Linked DNA regions of Homo sapiens: regions 2 and 3 are each linked to region 1. Evidence: chromatin loops called from intact Hi-C (ENCODE). Cell type or tissue: Caco-2. All regions are shown on one strand.

What was found. Peaks named below come from ENCODE experiments on the same cell type or tissue, not always from the same donor. Only the 100,000 strongest peaks of a DNase experiment are listed, where the experiment ranks them.
Region 2: a loop joins it to region 1, with 10 times the contacts of the local background. A loop is called at or near these places in 5 of 110 quality-filtered maps.
Region 3: a loop joins it to region 1, with 2.4 times the contacts of the local background. A loop is called at or near these places in 9 of 110 quality-filtered maps.

Annotation. Positions count from the first base shown.
Region 1 is chr4:170,023,063-170,031,062 of GRCh38, reverse strand. It overlaps MFAP3L (microfibril associated protein 3 like), which reads left to right and starts at 4,668. Exons shown (of 3, transcript NM_021647.8): 1 at 4,668-4,829. RefSeq lists enhancers at 3,443-3,582, 3,572-4,291 and silencers at 3,763-3,832, 4,291-4,690, 4,771-4,860. In Caco-2, no CTCF peak of the experiment used is centred here; DNase peaks (open chromatin) are centred at 3,702 and 4,582; H3K4me3 peaks cover 2,179 bases; H3K27me3 peaks cover 441 bases.
Region 2 is chr4:170,086,897-170,094,896 of GRCh38, reverse strand. AADAT (aminoadipate aminotransferase) reads left to right here and starts at 4,941. Exons shown (of 13, transcript NM_016228.4): 1 at 4,941-5,273; 2 at 6,333-6,501; 3 at 7,649-7,781. The coding sequence starts at 5,207. RefSeq lists an enhancer at 2,831-3,525 and a silencer at 5,425-5,719. In Caco-2, a CTCF peak has its summit at 4,608; DNase peaks (open chromatin) are centred at 4,686 and 5,496; H3K4me3 peaks cover 1,543 bases.
Region 3 is chr4:169,971,690-169,979,689 of GRCh38, reverse strand. It overlaps LINC02275 (long intergenic non-protein coding RNA 2275), which reads left to right and starts at 3,788. Exons shown (of 5, transcript NR_037878.1): 1 at 3,788-3,874. RefSeq lists an enhancer at 3,041-3,784. In Caco-2, no CTCF peak of the experiment used is centred here; a DNase peak (open chromatin) is centred at 3,689.

The DNA of each region.
Region 1 (8,000 bases):
TTGTCCTCTTCCAGGAAGAGTGTGAGGTCAAAACCTCCAATGCTCCACTCACTCTCTGTTGGAGGGGTTAGAATATAGAAAGGAGAAACTGGAGAGTACCATTGGGCCTGCATCGATTACAAAGCAAAATCTCTATGTTGTTCAACAAGTGCAAAAACAAGCAGCTACTTTACTGGGTTACTCTCCTATGTTCTCCAGACCCTCTAATATAAGCCAAGGCTATGTAAGAAGCACAGATATTAACAACACTTTTATTAATGGGCAGATACCTCTCCCACCCACATAGATCTCTCTGCCAAAGAAAACCCAATACAGGGGCTACTTGAAGTTTTTGACCAAGAGTTATTATTTTTCCTTTTATCCATGTGACTTAGAACTGTTTCTCACATAGAGTGTGCAGAGTCACCAGGAGGACTTGTTAAAAATCACTGCCTCTTGGACTACTCTATCCAGAGGTCTGGAATGGAAACTTCATCCACCAGGTGATCCTGAAGCTGGTGATCAGTTCGCCCATAGTTAGTACCAGGTGCCCCCAGCAGACATTATGAGCTGATAGAACTGTAAAAAATTATGCTAATTCCAAAAAGGCTAGTCTGCCCTCCTGGGGTGCCATGCTTTCAACAGAAAAAAATAAACTAAATCTATTCTAAGGAGTAACCACATAATTAGAAGGTTATTACCACGTTGTGGAAAGAAATAAATACAGTGATAAAGAACAATGGAATTTGTGGGTTAATTAGTAATACAGTGCTGGGCTTCATGCAGTTACAGACCAATAAAACAAGGACATCAGACTGGTTCACAAAATACTTCCTGATTTCTGAAGCTGAAGAAAATTCATTGGGCTTAAGGAGGTCAAATCTGAGAGCTCAATTATCTTAGTCTCCTAACTTATTGTTAGGAGCATAACCATTCAGCAGGTTGCATATGATGTGACTGTTCTGGCATTTTTTCTTTGCAATCTGTTTATAATTCTCAGCAACATTTTTTTTAAATTAATAAACTTTAAACATTATATCAGTCCATATGTTAAGTATTTATTTATTAAGTAAAATTCTATTGAAGACTAAGAACGAAGACACAAAGATGGCTGAGACACAGCCCTTGCGATCAGGTTGCCTACAGTGTAGCGGAGGAGATGAAAGAAAAATCAATCAAGGTTAGGTGTCAAATGAAAACAGGTGAAGTACTCAAGAGGCATTCACCTTGGGAAGATCAGAGGACATCCTGCCTGAACTGGATCTCCAAGGCTCAACAGTTTGTCAGGTGAAGAAAGGAGAAAGAGAGACAAAAGAACTAACAGATATATGGAGGTGTGAATTCACACGGCAGGTAATTTGGACTGGTGAGGATATGGGATATTAGGGGACACAGGCTGGAGACTAATCTGGAAAGGAAGGCAGCAGCCAGTTCATGCTTAAAGTTTGGACCTTATCCTGAAGGCATTATGAATTCACTTAAGGATCTTTAGCAGACATATTGTAATACAATTGGCTTAAAAAGAAAAGTCTGAGGAGCTATGGAGGATGGATTGGAGGGGACACAGAGAGAGGATCCATCTAGGAGTCTGTTGCTCTGTGGTTGATCAGGAAGATGATGGGGACTGGAGTAAGACAGGCAATGAGGCAAGGAAGGGAGGTGTTCAGAAATGAATAAGGACAGGATAGATAATGCCAGGAGACCAGCTGGATGACACGGGAAAGGCAGATGAATGAATCTAGGGTAACGCCCAGATTCATCATGTAAGTGACTGAGAAGATACGGGTACCCGCTAACCAAGCTAGTAAATACAAGCAGAAGAGCAATTGCAGGTCATCCTGTTTCTTCTCATCCTCCTCCTCCAGATTCTCATCCTTTGCACCGCCCCATTGTAGGTGTTCTGTGGTCTCTTCTTCCTGAGAGCTGTCATCCTCTCTGATGATTGCCGCTGTCAAAGGGGTGTTAGCTGGTATGTTCTCACATGGCCATGCGAGGTGTTCATTTCTGGAATCCTTTCTGGTTGATCAGGCAGTTGTTCTGATAGGTCAGCGTCTTCCCTTTATCCATACTATTTGTGTGTGTGTGTGTGTATATATATATATTTATTATTTTTGAGATGGAGTCTGACTCTGTTGCTCAGGCTGAAGTGCAGTGGCGCAATCTCTGCTCACTACAACGTCTGCCTCCCAGATTCAAGCGCTTCTCTTGCCTCAGCCTCCCAAGTAGCTGGGACTACAGGCACACACCACTATGCCTGGCTAATTGTTTTGTATTTTTAGTAGAGACTAAAAATCTCTGTGAAAGATTTTTGAAAGATTAATGTCATGACAGACTCAGGAACAGAAAGCTTCAGATGGATGGAAGTGGCAGTACAGACTGTTGAAAAGACATCTTGTCCACCTTTGTAAGGCTAGACTATTTGTGGTGTGGATGTCAAGGGGTACCTGGGCAAGTTCAAGGGCACTGCTCAGGGCATACCAGCAACAATGGATTCTCAAAGCACAGGAGGAGGATGAAGGGGACACTCCAGCACAAGCTAGGATTCCATGGTGGAAGCAGCTAAGTAAATGTATTCTTCCAGGAGTGACCTTCCATAGAGATAGTGTCTCTGACCACGCTGAAGCTGAACTGGAGCTGGGCAAGGCAGAGAGGTTCAAATGAAGGGTGACTCCCACTATCACACCAAGCCCCACTGGGCAGCTGACCTGCCTGCCCATCCTCCTCCTCCTTAGACAGAAAACAGCGAATTCCATTCGCCTTTCTGCTCTCAATGAAAGGCTCTCTTTGGGTTCTTTACTAATCTACAATCTGTAAAAGTACTTTCCCTGTGACTTTTCTCCATTTCAGTACTGTCTTCTCTAAATGAGAATTAAAAGCAAGTTCCCCACACCGACCTCAAGTGGTTTCTAAGATAGCAAGAGTGCATTTTGCAGGTTGTCTGAGAATTTAAAAGAGATGGGGGAGGGGAGGAAATAGAGTCAGAGTGAATGCAGAAATGCTGGAGAAGAAAACGGGATATAATACTGCGGAATATTTTAATAGTGGGGACACAAATGTCATAATTAATAAAGCAGGTGGAAAGTTCGCGCTGTGGTGCAATTGTAAAGAATGCTTATTAAATACTTAAAAACAAAGAAAATTTACGTTTCTCAAAAGGACAGCTGAAAAATTCCTTGAGCTAAAATGTGTTGCTATTCAAGATGCCATAAAACTAATGTTAAAATATGATATCTCATTTCAATCTTTTTGGGGGAAAAAATCAGGCTTTGACTCACTCATACGACAGATCCCACGCACCCACCCACCAACATGGCCCTTGGCATGGGCGACCTGCCCACGTGTCGATGCAATCGTGCCTCTCTAGAGCCCTGCTTCCATCCGTTTCCCGAGCTTCGATGTCGTGACGAGAGACCGCGGCTACATCAACCTTGGGCAACCAGATGCAGCCGCGTGCGGCAGCCTGGCACTGCCCGGAGCATGCTCAGTCGGGTCCTGACCCACTTCTGCAGGTCCGACCTCGGGGCGTGGGGTCAGAGGCACTACTTTGCCAGTTTGCCAGGAACAGAGAGGAGCAGAGAGACTGAGAGTTGCTAAAGCTCCTCTCTTGGCACAGCAATGCCTGACCCGGCGGCGGAACATGCCCAGTCTGGCTGCCGGAGCCGCCGGGAGCGTCAATGTGGAAAGTCCACCTTTCCGGGTTTTCGCAGCAACCCACCGGGAAGAGGGCGGTACGGGAGTAAAAAGGCCGGAGTGGGGTGTGGCCAAGAGGGCGGGCACTAAAAAGCCGGGGGAAGGAGCCTGGTCCCGCCCCAGAAATTGAGAGTCTCTGTTCTCTTTTAAAATTAAAAAAAAAAAAAAAAAAAGGGAGATAAGGAGGAGAAGAAGCCACTAACATTGCAGGATCGTGTAGCGAAACTTCTGTAGGTACTTAATAATTTTAGAGTACTCTACTTTTTAATTAAAAAATCAACTTATGGTTCATTAGAAAAAACGTGGAAATTACAAATAATATTTTTAAAGAAAATGAAAAAAAAATTCCTGGAACCCCACCACTCAGAAAGTCACCAGGGAACGGCCCGCTGGGTTTTTTTCCAGACTCTTCCATCTGTGGACTTTGCTTTAAGAGACGTTTAAGACTTACAGCGCAGTCGCCCGGGAAGGCCTGAGAAGCTTTCGGAAGCAAGGTGGTTTGCTCGTGATTGCATTTGATTGCAAGGAGACAGGGTAGGCTTGGGGGTGGGTTGACTGGTTCCCATTTAGCGCCCCAGGATGGGACCCTAAGAAGCCTTTTCCTGGGTGTCCTTGAACACGCGTGCGATGCGACGCCCACAGAAGTTGCGGTGGAAGCCCCGGGCGGGAGAGAGAGCGGAGTGAGAGTCCCGCGCTGCCGCGGAGGCCCTGGGCCTGCGGGTGTGGGGCTCTGGGGGCCGCCGAGGCCCGGCCCAGAGGCTGAGCGGACTGAATGCGGGACTCCCCGGCAACTACAGCCTCCGGTGGCTCCTCCGCGGGGCCGCTCCGCAGCACCGACTGGCTCGCGCCGCACCGCCCGCCCCGCTGCCCCCGCCCGCGGCTGCCGCGAAAACCCGGCGGCTACACCCGCGCCTCCGCGCCGCCCGGCGAGCCGCACTGGGCATGCTCGGCCCCGGCCGGCCCAGGCTCCTGTAGGTGGGAAGCTCCGCGCTCCCGGCAGCCGGCGGCGCAGCTCGCAACGCTGTGAGGCGCCGGCGGAGGCGGCTCGCCCGCAGTAGGCGCTACCGGGCGTCCGGCGCAGAGTGCGGCGCAGCGGCCGCTGTCGGGCTGGCCATGGCGAGGGGTGCACGGCGGCCACCTGAGTGGCGCGGCGGTGTCAGGTTAGCGGGGGCCCCCGGCGGGCCGGGGCGGAGGGGCACGGGTGGGAGCCAGCCCCGCACCGGGTCGGCGGCCGAGTCGGCGCCGGGGCCGCCGAACTTTCGGGTGTTTGGGCTGGCTGAGACTGCGGCGGAGGCTGCGCTGCGAGACGCCGCAGGGTCCGGGCAGCGGGCTCCAGGGGGTCGCAGGATGCTTCGAGATCCGTGCGGGGCGGGGGCTGGCCGTTTGGGGACTGCCGCATCCTGGGCTCGAACCGTAACCTTCCGAGGGCGAGGAGCGCGGAATCCACTGCCAGCTGCCGGCGAGCCTCCTAGGTGTCGTGGGGGAAGGGGACGCCGAACAGCCGTGGGGGCTTTCGCTGGGCTCTGGATCTCTCTCATCGCTGTGCCTCAGTTTACCCGGACAGGGAGGAGCGTGCGCTGGCCAGGGCTCCGGAGAACGTGAATGCGGGTTCCGCGTCGGGAGGGCGCCGTGTCCTGATGCCGCAGGAGTGCGGGCGGCTGTGGGTGCTGCGAGCCGCCGCCTCGCTACTGAAGCTCTCGGAGTTTGTCGCATTTGACTCCATAACAAGTTGACATCGAATTGCTTCATGGCGTGGAATGGGGAAACGTGCTTCATCGGATTAAAATACAGAGTGATTGCAGAACCGATTTATTTTAAGCTTGATCATTAAGCTGTCTTCTCCAGCCCTGAAAAAAAAACTTGCAAGCTTTATAAAGCAAGGTAGCAAAAAAAGGTTTGTAGGTGTATTATCTGCTCACATTGTAGAAAACAGTTAAGATACGATCGAACTGTCATTATTTTTAAGGATACTTAGCAGAAAAGTTTGGTTACTGTGGCAATCTTTATTTTGCGTTATCTTCGATTTAATGTTAAAAACTTGGAAACCGAGCATTGCAGAAGCTCAGTGTTTTTTGTAGTTTTCTCACTTTTGTTTCTAGATGAAACACATTTTTTTCAGTTGCTACTATGCTGAACATAGTAAAATCCTTCAAGATGAAATACAAGATGGAAAAAAATGTCGTTTCATGAGACCGTAAGTTATAACAGTGTAGTTCTTCTGACATTTTACTTACACAGAAAGTGCAATTTGTAGGTCCCAGTGTGGTTTCTACAGTTGTTTATTCCTAAAACATTTAGTACCATTAACACTATTAGGATTATTGTATCTAATAGGGGCAAGATAAACAATCCTGTTCTAGTGGGAACTAGTTCTGCTAACTAAAGCTAAATTCTCAAGCCTCTTTTCTATAAGTACCACTTAGTGGGTTCAGTTGTTTTATTCATTAAGCTTATTACAAAACAATTGTTTACATTCTTTATAGACCTTAATAGACTTTAGAAATGCATTGACTTTTCATTGAGTTGTGGGTAGGCTTTAAGGTTGGTGCTTGCTTGCAAGCCTGAGATGGCTCCAGCTCTAATTCTGGATACTCTCTGGGGTGATTTCCCCCAGTATAGAGTTGGCTCTGTCCTGTGATGCTGCATAACCGAGGTTTAATAATAGGAAAGGCTTGAAACATCCAGACAACAGCAGTAGCAACAACATGATTACCATTTTTATGAATTAGAACCTGCAGTCCCCCATTTTAGCCAAATAGTCTGGTTGGTGATGTTCACTCATCCTAAATTTATTTCTAAATACATTTATAGAAAAATAAGTTTGAAAACTCCAACACAAATATTGAATAATTGTGCTTCTCTTTTCTATAAAAATGCATCAAGTTTAAAATCTTTCATGAAGTACTGCCTGCATGTACACCTTATCCTGAACAGCAGGTCTCATATCCTCAGGTGACATTCCCCAGTAGAAGTAGCTAGAGTCTCCCCTTAGCCTTGGGTTCTTCCTGACCTGGAGGAAGCAGCAAGGCCTCAGTTTACTTTTTGTGAATGTGAGGTTTAATACAGATCAATAGGCCCCCTTCTCGATCCACAAATCCTAAGTACAAATCCTAAGTATTTTCTCAGTGTTAAGAGACACGATGAAATTTAATCAAAGACTTACTTACATACTGCCCTTGGCTTCAAAAAGTCCACATTTCCCTAACCTAAAACTCAAAAAAACAACAGGAGTTAGGTTGAAAAGGGGTTTTATTACTGCTCATGAAGAAAAAAATAGACTTTGTAGGCATGTTACAAAAAAAGGTGATCATTTCTTCTCTTTTGTAGTTAACTATTGGGTTCTTGCAGCTCACTTGCTAGGCACGTGATTTTTAGGTTTATTTCCATGTGTTTAGATTTCTAGACTGTATGATGTTGTTGGTGACATTAGACATTTACAGCAAATTACTCCCTTTAAAAATAGATCTATCCCCCAATCCCTGTGACCTTAATTTATCCAATTCCTATTTGGCTTGCAATTTAAATACTCGAGGCATTTTAAATTGTGCTTAATTTGGACTTTTTATTCTACTTTTTAATGCAAGAACTTTTAGATACTGGAATACAAATAAATATTGTAGCCAAGTTGCTTTTAACCTCAACACAGCCTAGCCAGATTTGTTAAACAAGTGTTAGTTTTTGGAATTTAGAAATCATGCAGATACTATCACTCCCCTAAGTTGGCATCTAACCCAGCACTTAGGGTGTGACTTGTCTTTCCTAGCCAAGGCCAGGAGGACACTTAAAACTTTGACAATGTTTTCAATCTATGGCATATCACATTGCGGTTAGAAATGGCCTTAAAATGCCAGTGGTTAATTTTAAGTTTGGTATAATACCTCCCTGGCATGGTTGAAAGATGGTTACAAAGGGTTTGGTTGATTATGTCATGGTGTAACCACTTAAGAGCTATCAGAAGTAGTTTATAAGTTATGCTCCAAACAGAAGTCCTGTGAATGTATTGGTCTTGCCTCTGCTTCCACCTGAGGTCTTTACTCATTAAAATATCACATTTTTTTTTTCCACAAACTTTTATAGTTAGACTCCTGAGGCCACAAAAATGAGTAAGAGTAAGTCACAGTCGAGTCAGGGAGATATGCTTGAGGACAAATAAAACACAGTACAGGATGAGTGCTCCAGAGAGGGATGCACATGGGACTGAGGAGGCGGGGAAATGAACCCCGTAGATTGGAGGAGGAGAGGACCTCATGCTTGGAGTGACATTTCCATGGGAAAAGTCATGATATTTCATTAAGGAATGCCCAAAGAATTAGAAGTCTTCTAAGCAGAGT
Region 2 (8,000 bases), 64 kb before region 1:
AAATATTGTATTAAATTACTTTCAGGCTATGTGCATAAGGCGTATATGAAATGTAAATGAGAATTTCATGTTTAGGATTGGGTTCCATCCCCAAGGTATCTTATTATGTATATGCAAATATTCCAAAATGTAAAGAAATCCAAAACCCCCAAATACTTCTGTTCCCAAGCATTTCAGATAAGGGATACTCAAGAAAAGAAAAGGAGAGGGGAGGGGAGGGGAGAGGAGAAGAAGAAAAAGACTTCCTTCTCTCTGCTTTCCTTAGCAGCTTGTACCTGCCTCTGCCACAAACATTGTATTATCTGAAATTGTTGATGTCTTAATGTACAAACAGTTCCTTTTCAAGAGTAGTGACTTGTCATAGTTATCTTTTTAAATCAATTACAGTTCCTAGAACAGAGTAAGAATTCAGTAAATGTTTGGAGAAAGAATCTGGTGTCTTTAATTCCGTCCTTGGGCAGTCCTAAGCCAAGCTTCTAAAAAGGCAACACTGAGCTATGAACCTTGCTCATTTATCTTAGTCCCTCAGGAGAAGCCTTCTGCTGTTGGTGCCTGACAAATCCAAAGTCTAGTTTCTCTGGCAATCAAATTTACCTTCAGTCTTCAGCTTCTATTGTCTGGTAAGCTCTTCCCAACTTAACCCTTGCTTGTCCCTTCCCCACCACTGTGACTATATTCTGCCTTGCATTTGCTGATCATGACCCCCCAGTGCCCCTGCATTCCATTAGCCTGCCCTGATGGGCCATTTCTCTGCCTCTCCATCTGGCCTGAATCATCAGCCAGCTTGCAATCAATCAGCACCCCCAACCGTCTCACCAGTACAACTCCAGGACAGGCCAAATAGAAAATTCAGCAAACTGTTTAAGGGTTGAAAACCTGCACCTTAGGATTTGATGCTCTCACAGCTCTTCAGTTTGGCTTCCTTAAATTGTGTTACCACTGATTGGAAAGGGGGTAAAAAAATCAATTAATTACGTATTTTTAAAAATGCCTGTGTGAGGCCAGGTGCGCTGGCTCATGCCTGTAATCTCAGCACTTCCGGAGGCCAAAGTGGGAGGACTACTTGAAGCCAGGACTTCAAGACTAGACTGGGCAACATAGGGAGACCCTGTCTCTACAAGGTATTTTAAAAAATTATCCTGGTGTAGTGGTGTTCACCTGTAGTCCCAGCTACCCAGGAAGCTGAGGTGAGAGAAATGCTTGAGCCCGGGAAGACGAGGCTGCAGTGAGCTATGGTTGGCGCCACTGCATTCAAGCCTGGATAACAAAGTGAGACTCTAGACACTCTGCCTCTCAAAATAAAATAAATAGCCTGTGAGTAATAAATACTACAAATCACAGACGGGTGCATCAACGTGCTTACAAAAACCTTTGGTCTTTTCCTTGGCCCAGCACTCCAAATTCCTTTGACCGAACAGGTTCCTACTACCAAATGGAAGAAATTTAAATTGAGACAGAGTCTCGCTCTATCCCCCAGCTCAATCCCCCACTGGAGTGCAGTGGCGTGATCTCGGCTTCAGCTGACTCCAACCTCCGCCTCCCGGGTTCGAAAAATGCTCATGCCTCAGCCTCCCGAGTGGCTGAGATTACAGGCATCTGCCACCAAACACCGCTAATTTTTGTATTTTTTAGTAGAGATGGGGTTTTGCCATGATGGTCAGGCTGGTCTCCAACTCCTGACCTCAGTTGATCCACCCACCTTGGCCTCCCAAAGTGCTGGGATTACAGGCGTGAACCACACCTCCTGGCCAAAGTTTAAATTTTCTTCTAAGTATCTAAGGAAACCTTGCTCAGTTAGAGTCCTCCCCTATCAAAAAAAAGCCTTAAGTCCCCAGGAACATCAACATATCTAGTTACAAGTTACAATTTACCTTGATCTACACCTTATTTAGATGTTTCCGGTGCTTGTTAACTTCTATAAAAATTCAGGAACTACTTTTAGAATGGACAAGCTCAAACACATAAGGATCTGTGTGCATGGATTAACTGAGAACAGGCCTTAAAAGTTGCCAAATAGCTTTAGTCAAAAACATTTGGAGGCTGAGGCCTTAAGGTTTGCTTAAATGCATGTTACTAACAACAGCCAATGTTCATAGCGTTTTTACAACGTGCAGACCACTGCACTGATTAGTTTAACACAGATTATCTCATTTATTCCTGTCAACATGCCTGCGAGAAAACCAATACAGAGAAAGGTTAATTAACTTGTCCAAAGACACCCAGCTATTAAGCCATCAAATGGGATTTCAACTACTTGAAGTCTCTGAACGCAGAAGCATTTTGCCTCGTGGGTTTCTAACAGGTTTACTAGATACTGTGCCTGGAATTGGTGGGGTTTTGGTCTCACTGACATCAAGAACGAAGCCGCAGACACTCGCGGTGTGTTAACAGTTCTTAAAGTCAGTGTGTCCAGAGTTTGTTCCTTCTGAGGTTCGGATGTGTTGGGAGTTTCTTCCTTCTGGTGGGTTCGTGGTCTCACTGGCTGCTGGCGTGAAGCTGCAGACTTTGGCGGTGAGTGTTACAGCTCTTAAGACAGCTCGGCTGGATTTGTTTACTCCTCCCTGTGGGTGCGTGGTCTCCACGGCCTCAGGAGAGAAACTGCACACCTTCGCGGTGAGTGTTACAACTCATAAAAGCAATGTGGACCCAAAGAGTCAGCAGCAGCAAGATTTATTGCAAACTGCGAGAAAACAAAACCACCACACGCTGCAAAAGTATCCAAGCGGGTTACCGCTGGTGGCTGAGGCAGCCTGCTTTTATTCTCTTATCTGGCCCCATCCACATCCTGCTGATTGGTCCATTTTACAGAGAGCCAATTGGCCTGTTTTTCAGAGCTGATTGGTCCATTTTGACAGGGTGCTGATTGGTGCGTTTACAATCCCTGAGCTACACACAAAAGTTCTCCAAGTCCCCACTAGATTAGTTAGATACAGAGTGCTAATTGGTGTATTTACAAACCCTGAGCTAGATACAGAGTGTTGATTGGTGCATTTACAAACCATGAGTTAGATACAGAGTGCTGATTGGTGTATTCACAATCCCTTAGCTAGACATAAAGATTCTCCAAGTCCCCATCAGATTAGCTAGATACAGAGTGCCCATTGGTGCATCCACAAACCCTGAGCTAGACACAGGGTGCTGATTGGTGTGTTCACAATCCCTTAGCTAGACATAAAGGTTCTCCAAGTCTCCTCTAGACTCAGGAGCCCAGCTGGCTTCCCCCAGTGGAGCCGGCACTGGGGCCACAGGTGGAGCTGCCTGCCAGTCCCGGGCTGTGAGCCCGCACTCCTCAGCCCTTGGGCGGTAAATGGGACCGGGTGCTGTGGAGCAGGGGGCGGCACTCGTCAGGGAGGCTCGGGCAGCGCAGGAGCCCACGGGTGGGTGGTGGGGAGGCTCAGGCATGGCTGGCTGCGGGTCCGAGTCCCACCCCGCTGGGAGGCAGCTGAGGCCTGGCGAGAATTCGAAGGTAGCGCCGGTGAGCCGGCATTGCTGGGAGACTGGGCACACCCTCCGCAGCTGCTGGCCCGGGTGCTAAGCCCCTCACTACCCGGGTCTGGCGGAGCCGGCCCGCCGCTCTGAGTGCCGGCCCGCCAAGCCCACGCCCACCCGGAACTCTAGCTGGCTCGCAAGCGCCCGCACAGCCCTGGTTCCCGCCCGTGCCTCTCCCTACACACCTCCCCGCAGGCTGAGGGAGCCGGCTCCGGCCTCCGCTATCCCAGGAAGGGGCTCCCACAGTGCAGCGGCGGGCTGAAGGGCCCCTCAAGCGCGGTCAGAGTGAGCGCTGAGGCCGAGGAGGCGCCAAGAGTGAGCGAGGGCTGCGAGGGCTGCCAGCAGGCTGTCACCTCTCAATACTTCCTTTTTGTTATTTAGCTGCTAGCACAAAGATTTTACTGGGTTATCTCAGCCTTTTGCTGCCAGGACCTAGATAAAAGCAGTGGCTCCTTGACCAACCTATTAGGTAAACTTAAAAGAGAGCCATTTGGCAGTGAGTCAATAATCATCTAGGAAGTACTCAGTAAATTTGTGCTGAATGAATGAATCTGTTCATTCATTTTAATAACCATTAAAGAATTTTTTAAAGTCAAAGAGAGGTTGTCTGAAACCCTTCCCTCATTAAGTGCTCACATTAAACCTTGTACATTCCATTTTGGTGATTCAGGAAGGAGAAATTGCAGAAAAGTTGAGGGAGGTGGGGAGTAAGAAGGGTTATTTTGTAAGAAAAAAAAAGGCAAGGTGCTAGACCCAAAAAGATCCGGATATTCACTTCCAACATAATTCTTATTTAACGAAAGGTCAGAAATTCAATGTGAGGGTAGACACTAAAATTGAAGAGACTCAGAGTGATTTTTCAAAAATTTTTGTCAGAACTCCATCGTCACTCCAAAATGCTGAGATCTTCGAGAAAGTGATGTTGAAATTCGTCTTGGTCGCCGGGATGCTTCCCAGGAGAGTGCCCAGAGTTTCACTAACGAAAGATGGGTATTTAGCATAGCCATGGTCTGAGCGGGCAAAATGCACAGTCCCAGTGACTGAGAGGAGGCCAGCGGAGCGCGCGGGAACGAGGGTGGGGCCGCTCCCGGCTGGGCGCAGCTCGGGAGCCCCCTGCAGTGGACCCAAGTCGCCGCCAGATGGTTCCCGAGGATTAGGATCACGGGCACTTCCGGTCCCCTCGGTCAGCCCCTGGGCTAGCCTCTGGGCCGGCGCCTAGGCCGGCCAACGCGGACGCCGGGTTGCGGTGATTCCCAGCGGCGAGGTCAAGAGTCATTGGCCTGGGGCTGCAAGCGCCTCGCGCCTGGGCTACCCCGCGCCCTGCGCTCTGAGGGCGATGATCCGGGACGGGGAGGCGCGCGCCGCGGGCGGCCATAGGCCACGGCGCGGGGCGGGAGGGGGCGCGGCGAGGCCCGCGGCGGGGCAAAACCGGCCTGGGCCCTGGCGGCCGCAGGAGCGCGTGCGGCGTGGACTTTGCCGGGCTCGCCACACAGCCCCAGACCCGTTTAGGACCGGGAGACCGAACGCAGCGTCCAGCCGGGGAGTTTCGGCGGCGTTCTCCGGGCACCGCGCGCGGGAAGCCAGACGCAGCGGGGGGACACATCTCGCGGTGGCGTTGCCAGAGTGAGGAGTTAGCAGGCAGGACTTGACGAGGCTCTTTGGTTTTTCTAGTCCTCAACCACTGAAGAAGAAGCTTGATGCTTGGCTGTCAGAAGACATGAATTACGCACGGTTCATCACGGCAGCGAGCGCAGCCAGAAACCCTTCTCCCATCCGGACCATGAGTGAGAAACGGGGTGACCATCTCTCCTTTGGGGTGGGGCATTCCTCGCACAGCCTCTAAGGAGGGTTCCCTAGCAAGCCACCGCTTGGTTGCATCCATGCGTACCCCTGTGCACGCTCGCGGTGAGCCAGGCTCTGCGTGCAGAAATGAAATAGACACAGCCTTTGTTCTCAAAGAACTCGGGCTGAAACGGAAGGCGGGTATTTCTGCTGGAGCAGAGTAGGAGCAACAGTAGAGAGAGGCGCAGACTGCTGTGGGGCACGGCCTTGGAAGGGAGGGGGCGTGCTATCAAGAAAGGCTCTTCCTGGGAAGCTGAGAAGGGGCATGCACAGCGTGCAGATGGGTGTACAGTGGAGAGGGCCAGGTAAATGGGAGAGGGGTGGGCCATGAAGCTCACAGACAGGTCGGGGCTAAGTGGAGGAGGGCTTCTGCTATTGTGGCCCTTTGCTGTCTTTCTGATCCCTCTGCCTTCTCTTTGGTCACCTTCATTCTTTAGTCCCTCCACAAGTGAGGTGCCTAGAAAAAGTTATTCTGTATGTTTATTTTAGACTAGCTTTTGTCTTAGTCCATTCAGGCTGCTATAACAAAATACCACAAACTGGGTAATTTATGAACAATAGAATTATTTCTCACAGTTCTGGAAGCTAGGAAGTCTAAGATCAAAGTGCCAGCAGCTTCTGTGTCACCATGGTGAGAGCCCTTCCTTATAGACAGAGCCATCTTGCTGCATCCTCACGTGGTAGAAGGGAGAACCTATGTCCTCACGTGGCAGAAGGGCCAAGGGCATTCCCTCAGCCCTCTTTTATAAGTGCACCAATCCCATTCAGGAGGGTGGATCCCTCCTGACCTAATCACCTCTAGAGACCCCACCTGTTAAAACTATCACATTAGTATTAACTTCCAAGTATGAATCTGGGGGAGCACCAACATTTAGACCATAGCACACTCTATCACTAGAAATCGTTAAACTTTATAGTTTTATTGACTATAATGCATGCTTAACTATCCGCTTATAACAATCTTCAATGAAATTGTTTCTTCTCTTCCATGTGTATTGTAGCTGACATATTGAGCAGAGGACCAAAATCGATGATCTCCTTGGCTGGTGGCTTACCAAATCCAAACATGTTTCCTTTTAAGACTGCCGTAATCACTGTAGAAAATGGAAAGACCATCCAATTTGGAGAAGAGATGATGAAGAGAGCACTTCAGTATTCTCCGAGTGCTGGGTAAGTATCAATACTTAACATAATTTTATTGGCTTATTTTCATAAGAAATATTCTAAGGCCCATTGATAAAGAATATTAAAGAAATATTCTAAGGTCCATTCATAAATATTCTAAAGCCATTGACCCATTTGGTCATTCAATGACCAAATACTCAGTCATTGAATACTAACCAAATGAGTATTCAATGGTTAGGAAGGTCTGGGGAAAGGTTTTCAAAGGATAATTAAGAACAGAAAGGATATTGAATGTTTAACACTCCTCAGTGATTGCTTCTCAATCGCAAATGACCAAGAAGGCTTCTAGAAGGAAATACCATTAGAGCTGAGTCCAAAAAAATGAGAAGATGTCCAGGTGAAACAAACATATCAGGAGAAATGAAGAAACGGAAGATCCAGGAAGCTTCAACTTTTTAAAGTTTAAGCATCCTGGATCTTCCGTTTCTTCATTCTATAGTCTAAACAAGCAGTCATGCAAATACATTGAATATAGTCATTCATTTCTATAGTCTAAACAAGCAGCCATTCAAATACATTGCCCTCATAGGTTCAAATGTCTTTAATTTCTTAAAGGCAAGCTGAAACATATACCTTGACTTTCTTAGCTGGTCTTCTTCAAGTGATAAAGGATAATTTATAGAGAATCTATAAATTATACTTTATTAAAACCTGCTTTGTTCTGTGATTGAAAAGTGTATTGAAATGTTATTCATGTATATATGTGTTAGTTATGTAATATGTTAAATATACATAGGCTTATTCAAACATTCCATGATACAAACAACTTATTGAGTCTGAACTTCTAGGTAGCCATAGAACTCTTCCTAGAGAGAACAAAGAATCGATTATGCAACGCATGCGCTAAAGACTTCAGGTTTGGAATAAGAAAGATGTAGATTCAAATCTCAGCTCATTTATTACGTAATTGACTTTCTGAGAATTTCTGGCTGAATGACTTACAGGAATTTCCTAATCTCTAAGTCTACTGCCTATCTTTTAAATAGGAATATTCATACTGGCAAAAAGCATTTGAGGGTTTTTTAATTGAGTGTACAAAGTGCTTGATAAAGCTGTCATTTATTATTTCCTGTCTACTACTGTTACTATGATTTTTACTACTATGAATTTAAATATACATTTTTTGCTTTAGAATTCCAGAGCTTTTGTCCTGGCTAAAACAGTTACAAATAAAATTGCATAATCCTCCTACCATCCATTACCCACCCAGTCAAGGACAAATGGATCTATGTGTCACATCTGGCAGCCAACAAGGTCTTTGTAAGGTAAGACTGAAAGGAAAACTCAGCCAAAATGTAGAATTGGAAGCATTCATTTCTATAGTCCTCTCGCACTTAACCACAGAGAATTATATTTTATGGATTACTGGTAGTCTTTCTTGTCTTCACCTAGAATTATAAACAGGGAACTAAAAGACAAGTCATAGGATGGGGGTGGGAGCAGTTGTGGCCGGGGATGGGCAAGGGTGGGTAGGGGGTGTTGAC
Region 3 (8,000 bases), 51 kb after region 1:
GGATGTCTGTGTCCCCCCAATGCAATAAATAGGTGGGGCCTTTAGGAGCAGATTAGGGCATGGAGGTGAAGCCTTCATAAGTAGGATTAATTCCTTTATGAAAGAGATCCCTTTCGTTTGCCCTTTCTACCATGTGAGAACAAAACAAGAAGGTATCATCTATGACAAAACGGGCCCTCACTATGTCAGCCAGCACCTTGATCAGAAACTTACTGCTCACAGTTCCAAGCAATAAATTGCTCACCTTGATCTCAAGATTGAGAAGGGAGCAGATATAGATATTACTGGCATGGCTTAAGCTGGTCAGTCCAAGCCCAGTGTTCCAGCCCAAGCCTTGGAACTGTAAGCAATAAATTTCTGTTGTTTATAATCCACTCAGGCTGTGTTATTACAGCAGCCCAGAGAGACTAAGACAATGGTTTCTCTGGGTAGATTTCTTTTTTTGAGAATAGAATGTAACTTTTACCCCCATTTTCTTTTCTTTGCTACTTGGACCTAATATTTGAAAGGGCTGTTTAAAAGGCTTTTGTCCACTCTAGTCTTGTCATGGTGAGATGATTTTCTACAATTAGAAATCTACAGTGAATTCAAGAGAAATAAATTGTGACACCGAAATTACTTTCATGTCATTACATGTCATGGTCTCTCCAAGCACTTGATAGTCACCGGAGGGTCCAGCAGAATAAAACCACATCCTTTCTGCAGTGCAGATATTGGCAGGGACGGTAAATGCACCACGACTCCAGGTTAACACATTCACTGTCCAGGGTGCCCTCCTGTGTTCTAGGTTTCTTTTTCCTCAAAAGAAACAAAGCAAAATTCTAGTGGAAAACAGAATTGGAGAATCCAGTTTCTAGAGCCTGTTCTGCCTTCTCTGCAATCCTCATCAAGCTAGACTGCCTTCAATAGAAAAGTAACCGGCCGGGTGCGGTGGTTCATGCCTGTAATCCCAGCACTTTGGAAAGCTGAGACGGGCAGATCACCCGAGGTCAGGAGCTCGAGACCAGCCTGGCCAACATGGTGAAACCCTGTCTCTACTAAAAAGACGAAAATTAGCCAGGCGTGTTTTTGGGCACCTGTAATCCCAGCTACTCAGGAGCCTGAGGCGGAAGAATTACTTGAACCCGGGAGGCGGAGGTTGCAGTGAGCTGAGATCCCGCCATCGCACCCCAGCCTGGACAACAGAGCGAGACTTTATCTCAAAAAAAAAAAAAAAGAAAAGAAAAAAGAAAAAAAGAAAAGAAAAAATAGAAAAGTAACCCATAAGCAGCTGATGAGTTTAAATTTTCCTTTCCTAAATGAGAAGGTGTCTGTCTTCCCTGATTTGCTTTCAGGCCGCAAACAGGGCAGCACTGGTGAATCTCATTGCTGCAAGAAGAGGAAAATACAGCTCGTTAAGCGAGGGAATTATTTGAAGACTGAGACAGGAGTAGATATAGACATAACTAGCATGATATGCCAATTTAAACATGTATTGACTCCAAAATCTCGAGCCTGTGCATTTTGAGATCGATCACATTTCGTTTTACCCAGCCAGTGCCTGTGGATGTTCAGGAGCACCGTTCACACCGCTCATGGAAAGAAGGACTTCTGTAGCTTGCTGCCGCTTCATTTTTCCAAGAAATTACCATTACCTCCTACTTCCTCAGAGAAGTCCAGTTTCTCCTTGTCTTTTTTAATTCTCAGATAATAATTGCACATATTCATGGGGGTACCATAGTGATGTTTTAATACATATAATGTGCTGTGATCAGATCAAGGTAACTAGCATATCCATTGTCTCAAACATTTATCTTTTTTTTTGTTTGTTTTTTGGAGATGGAGTCTCACTCTTTTGCCCAGGCTGGAGTGCAGTGGTGCGATCTCGGATCACTGCAACCTCCGCCCTCCAGGTTCAAGCGATTCTCCTGCCTCAGCCTTCTGAGTAGCTGGGATTACAGGCACCCACCACCGCACCCCACTAATTTTTGTATTTTTAATAGAGACAGGGTTTCACCATGTTGGCCAGGCTGGTTTCAAACTCCTGACCTGAGGTGATCCACCCATCTCAGCCTCCCAAAGTGCTGGGATTACAGGCGTGAGCCACTGCGCCTGGCCATTTATCATTTCTTTGTGTTGGGAACATTCAATATCCCCCTTCCAGCTATTTGAAAATATGTAAAAATAATTGTTAACTTTAGTCATCCTATAATGGTATAGAACACTGGAACTTATTCCTCCTATTTAGCTGTAATTTAGTATCCTTTTATCAAATATATCCCTATCTCTCCCTTACCTCCTTCGTCTTCCCTCTCTTCCTCTTCCCAGCCTCTAGTCTCCTCTGTAGCACTTATTACTTCTATGAGATCAGCTCTTTTAGCTTCCACATGTGAGTGAGAACATGCACTGTTTACCGTTCTGTTCCTGGATTATTTCACTTAACATAACATGGATGGAACTGGAGAACTATATTCCTGGTCTTCATATGCCTCCCTGTCTTGGTCTTCTTATGGGGAAAGGCTGGACCAGATCCCTGGCTTTGTCCTCAGCCTCCAGGGGGTAATGAATTCCTTTGTTTTCCTTCTGTCTTAAAGTTAGCCAGATACTCACAGATAGGCCAGTGCTTAAATTTACACAGGCAATTGCTGATATCCTCCAGGAAATATTGGCTTTTACTGGTTCTCATATTTCTGCCACAGTTATCTCTGGTCACCTCCAGACATTCTTGGTCACCATATGCACCCCCTAACACACATAAAAAATGTCCAAACATCCGTTTTCAATGCTGTGAGTTAATGTTTCCACATGTTTTATAGGGGGCTTTGAAGGATAAGCCAGTGTATCTCCTTAATTCCACCTCTCTTTCCAAACTTCAAGGTGATCAGGCCTAATTTATCTCCACTCACCTGACTCCTTCTTATTGTCCGGATTGCTGGACCTCATAGCTCATTTTAACTTTCCCCTTTCTGAGCCTCCACTGACCTGCACCCCGCTGCTGTCACCACCATGAGAACACTGCCTTTGTTCACCCTTGTTCTTCAGGACAAGTAAACTCATCTCAGAGGCCTCAAGCTATTGGGCCCTGAACTGCTTCCCTATGTGACAGACTGCTTACACACCCATGTGCCCCCTTCCCACCACACCTGCACGTGTTCATGTGTGCACGTGCACACACTTCACACACTTTCAACCCAGCACTTCGCTGGCAGCCAGAGGCAGGTAAGGAGGAGAAAAAAGTGCTAACAGGTTTGTGATTCATTATGATTATTCTCGGAAACAGTCACTATGTCAAGAGGGCTGATCTTACAATGGCAGAACCACATCAGCCTATGACACACATGAAATCTCCCTATCCCGTCTCACGTCCTGCATGGCACAGCAAGTGGACAGAAACACCCTCTCAACCAAAGACAGTTCTTTGTCTTGGTTCTGACATTCCTCTCCTCTGCTTAAGTTTAATGACATTCTAGAGGCAGTAGTGAGGGTGGGATTCAGAGCCAGATTCAAAACTTATTTCTGCTAGGGGCCATCTGCCGCCACTCTGTCACACTCTCCTAAATGGCTGAACTCTATAATCGCTGCACCAGGAGTCTGAGAGGGGCCTTGGATCCCTGAGCTCCTGGCTGACCTGGCATCTGGCAGTGTGCGTGGCTCAGTGGCTGCTTTCTTATGTAACATCAGCCCCGCCCAACCTCGCTGTAAATCCTCTTTCCCAGCATTTGCAGGGTCACAAGAGTCTGGACTCTAGGTATTATTTAACTAAATGGTAGAAATCCTTTTGAACTCTCTGTGTAAATCACTTCTTTCTACTTACTTGCTGTGCTTCTCTGAGTGCCTCGTGGCCTCTTTATCACCACCTGTTGAAGGAAATGTTAGATCCAGATATGGATGGAAGGTAGGCTCAGTTGTTTTTTACTTTTATGAGAATATTGTGCAAATAAAATCTTCCTTGTTCTTACTAAATACTCAGGAATTTAATTTCACCAATTATGAAAGTGCTTACTTTGTAATCTGTTCTTAAACTGAATGGGAACAAATCCTATTGTGGTATGGAGTTACATTCTCTTCTTACCCGGTAAGCAATCAGTCTGTAGAAATGAATAGGACATATTTACCCTGATCAGTTTCTCTGATCTAATAACCCTGGGTCTATTTCTACTTCATACTGTGTATTAAATTTAAGACAAATAGCTGGAAAAATGTGTAAGGATAAGAAAATGTGGACAGTGATTCCAAATATTTCTCATAATTCCCCCATGCGCGCCTGTGGGCTGTGTTGTTTTTCTGCAGACCAGCTGATTAGGGATTCCCGAAGTTCCACAAGATCTTCTTTATGTTAATTGGTAACTAGGTAATTGCGTGTCTCATCAGGATTCCTACAAGTGAAGAGCAGTGCACTAATTCTGATGAGTAGAAAAGTTGGCCAGGAAAAAAATAGATGTTTGTTTTTATAAAAATATCCCTCATCTTGATATTGGTACATCCTGACTCATCAGAAAGTGATGCTTCTCAACGAAGCAAAGCAATCATTCTTTTGTAAAGTTCAAGTAATAATCTTCAGATGAAAACCAAAAAATGCTTATAAATTTGGTGAATAATCCTGAAGCACTTATGTTATTAAAAGTGTCTTTCTGATTAAGACTATCTCTGAAACAGAAAACTAAGATATCCTATTTTGTATCTGACATAACTCTAAATTCATCACTCCTTAAAGAAGTCTTCCTCATGACTGATCAGCTGAATCAAATAATTTTCCTTTTTTCTTTATTACATTTTAATTAATCAGCTGATAAGGTTTGGACACCCAGAAGAAGCAGAAAGCCAGTCACTTTGCAGTAATTCAATTTTCTTTATTGGGGTTGCAATGGTCAAGGAAATAACATGCTCCAAAGATAACACAAAAGTGAACAAAAATGGTTCCTGTCCTGAAGAACTTCACCTTTTTGGAGACTGCATCAGATATGCAGTGAATAACTATTATAAATAGAAGAAAGTAGTAAATACCAGTAATAAATGCCTTCATTGATAAAGAGATAAAATCTTAGTGAAATTCAAGGGAGGGCATAGCATACTTCTGACTTGGAGGAATCAGGAGAACCTTGTGAAGAAAAAGATAATTTCAGATAATCTGTGAATGGTAGATAAGATTTGAACAGATAAATGTAAGGAAGAAAGACTTTCCAAGAAAGAGACTCAATGTCAAATAAGAGGGCATGGTCATAAGGGCAAGGCTGCACTTGACTGGACTCTGGAATATGATGCAGGTGGCATGAGGAAGAAGGTGGGCATCATCAGCTGCAGCTGACTCAGGGACCTTGAATGACCATGTGCAAGCTCTGGCCCTACCACTCGGACAGTGTGGACTCACTAAGAAGTGAGTGGGCCTGGCAAACCCCAGCTTTAGAACGATGAATGGAGAAAAAGTGGAGGCAAGAGGGCACTTCAGGAGGCTGCTGATGAGGTCTGACCTAGGTTAGTGGCAGTGAGGGTGGTTCACAAGGAAGGATTGTAAGAGACATTTCTAAGATGGCATCATCAGGGACCCTGCAACAGATGGTTTCCGGCACAAGAGAGAGGGAGGAGCCAGCCAGGTACAGTGGCTCATGCCTGTAATCCCAGCACTTTGGGAGAACGAAGTGGGTGGATCACAAGGTCAGGAGTTCGAGACCAGCCTGACCAGCATGGTGAAACCCCGTTTCTACTAAAAATACAAGAATTAGCTGGTCGTGGTGGCACGCACCTGTAATCCCAGCTACTCAGGAGGCGGAGGCAGGAGAATCACTTGAACCCAGGAGGCAGAGGTTGCAGTGAGCCAAGATCACGCCATTGCACTCCAGCCTGGGCGAAAGAGCAAGACTCCATCTCAAAAAAAAAAAAAAAAAGAGAGAGGGAGGAGCCAAAAATATATCAGAGATTTTAAGTGTGGATGACTAAGAGAATGATAGCACCAATAGCAGAAATAGGGAGGAGAACATAAAGGAAAGAGAATGTTTGGAACAATTATAAGTTATTCCTGTGATTTTAAAAAATCCATTTTAGCTACTTAAGAGTGACGTAGATGTATATATAAACATGGGATTTGACAGAAATATTTTCTTTCTCCCAGTACGTTTGGGATTATTAAATATCTTCTTGTCCTAGGATTTCCTCACATGGCAGGACTTTCAAAGCCTGCTGAAATAGAAAAATATGCAATGGCATTTTGTATAGTGAAAATACAATACAAAAACACTGAGTTTTCTAGCACTTAAAAATAGACTCAATAATTAGTCTTCTGTTGGAAATGGAGGCTCAACATCTTGATAACTTGACATAGTAATTACTAGAAAGTCTCATTGTTGTTCAGAAGTCCCCAAACCAGTGAAGAGAGGGGAATTAGAAAGACAGGTGGAGCAAACAAGGAGAAATGAAATGGTTTAGGATGCTTTGAGCTTAGCTGCCAGTAGGAGAAAACCCAACTCAAATGACTTAAACAATATTAGGATTTTTTTTCCTTCAATCTCACGTAACAAGAACTCTGGAGGTAAAGAGGTTTCCAGATTGGTGAACTTATCAGCACAATTAAGTACCAAGGTTTCCTCCAGCCTTCACAGTCTCATTTTCTCCTTGGTCTTTCAACTATGTTCCCCCATGGTGTCTAGATGGTAAAAGCACCTACAGGTGTTGTCTGATCACACCTGCCATTTGGAAATGAAAACAGAAAAGGACTATTTTTGCTTCTACTTGTTTGTTTGTCTCATTTTGTTTTAAGGAAGGGAAATTTTTCTCATAAATGTGCTAGGCAGACTTCCCCTCCCATCTCATTGATAAGCACTGAGTGAAATGCTCATCCCTAAGTCAGTCAATGGCTTACACCAATCATAGTAAATACCCTGTGGTTAGCGCCAATCTTCCCTGAAATCAATAGCAACTAAAAGGGGCAGGCTAAGTGCTCTGGCTCACTCCTGTAATCCCAGCACTTTGGGAGGCAGGTAGATCTCTTGAGGCCAGGAGTTTGAGACCAGCTGGGGCAACATAGCAAGACCCCCATCTCTACAGAAAACGCAAAATTTAGCTGGGCATGGTGGCATGTGCCTGTAGTCCCAGCTACTTGGCAGCTGAAATGGGAGGATCGCTTGAGCCCAGGAGGTCGAGGCTGTAGGGAGCCAAGACACAGAACAAGACTCTGTCAAAAAAAAAAAAAAAAAAGAGGGGCCAGGCACAGTGGCTCACACCTGCAATCCCAGCACTTTGGGAGGCTGAGGTGGGTGGATCACGAGGTCAAGAGATCCAGACCATCCTGGCTAACACGGTGAAACCCCATCTCTACTAAAAATACAAAAAAAAAAAAAATTAGCCGGGCATGGTGACAGGCGCCTGTTGTCCCAGCTACTTGGGAGGCTGAGGCAGGATAATAACGTGAACCCGGGAGGCGGAGCTTGCAGTGAGCCAAGATCGCACCACTGCACTCCAGGCTGGGCAACAGAGCGAGACTCCTTCTCAAATAAAAAAAAAAAAGAGGTTATATGAGGGGCTACATGAGGAAGGGGGACAGGAGGGATGAATGGCATTTGAGGAGCAACCAGTGATATTTCTACAATCCCAACAGTAGGCAAGAAAGAGAGAAAAAGAGCGTGAGCACAGGAGTGCACCAAAAGAGAAAATAATCACCTTGAGAGTGAATTTAGTGGTGCATTTTTTTTAACATTTCATATCAATGAATTCGGAAATTGAGAACAATCTGCTCTTATTTTCTGTCACTGTTTCAAGGGACTTTCGTAGCTATAGAAACGAGGACTGATTGGCACAAAGTTCCTGGGCTCTCCAGCCACAGTCGTCATTTGGAAGGGAATTCTAAGTCACCAGAGAGCTAACACTTATTCTTGGGAGAATGTAAGAGCAAATCCTCCTTACGCTGCCAAACTGGCACAGGATACTGCAGCCACTCTGCAAATGAACAGTGCACAATAAACAGGCCGAGAGAGAAAGCTTAAAGTTCTAAAAGCCCTCTTGAGGGAAGTGAGAAGGCAGTTCCTGGGAAC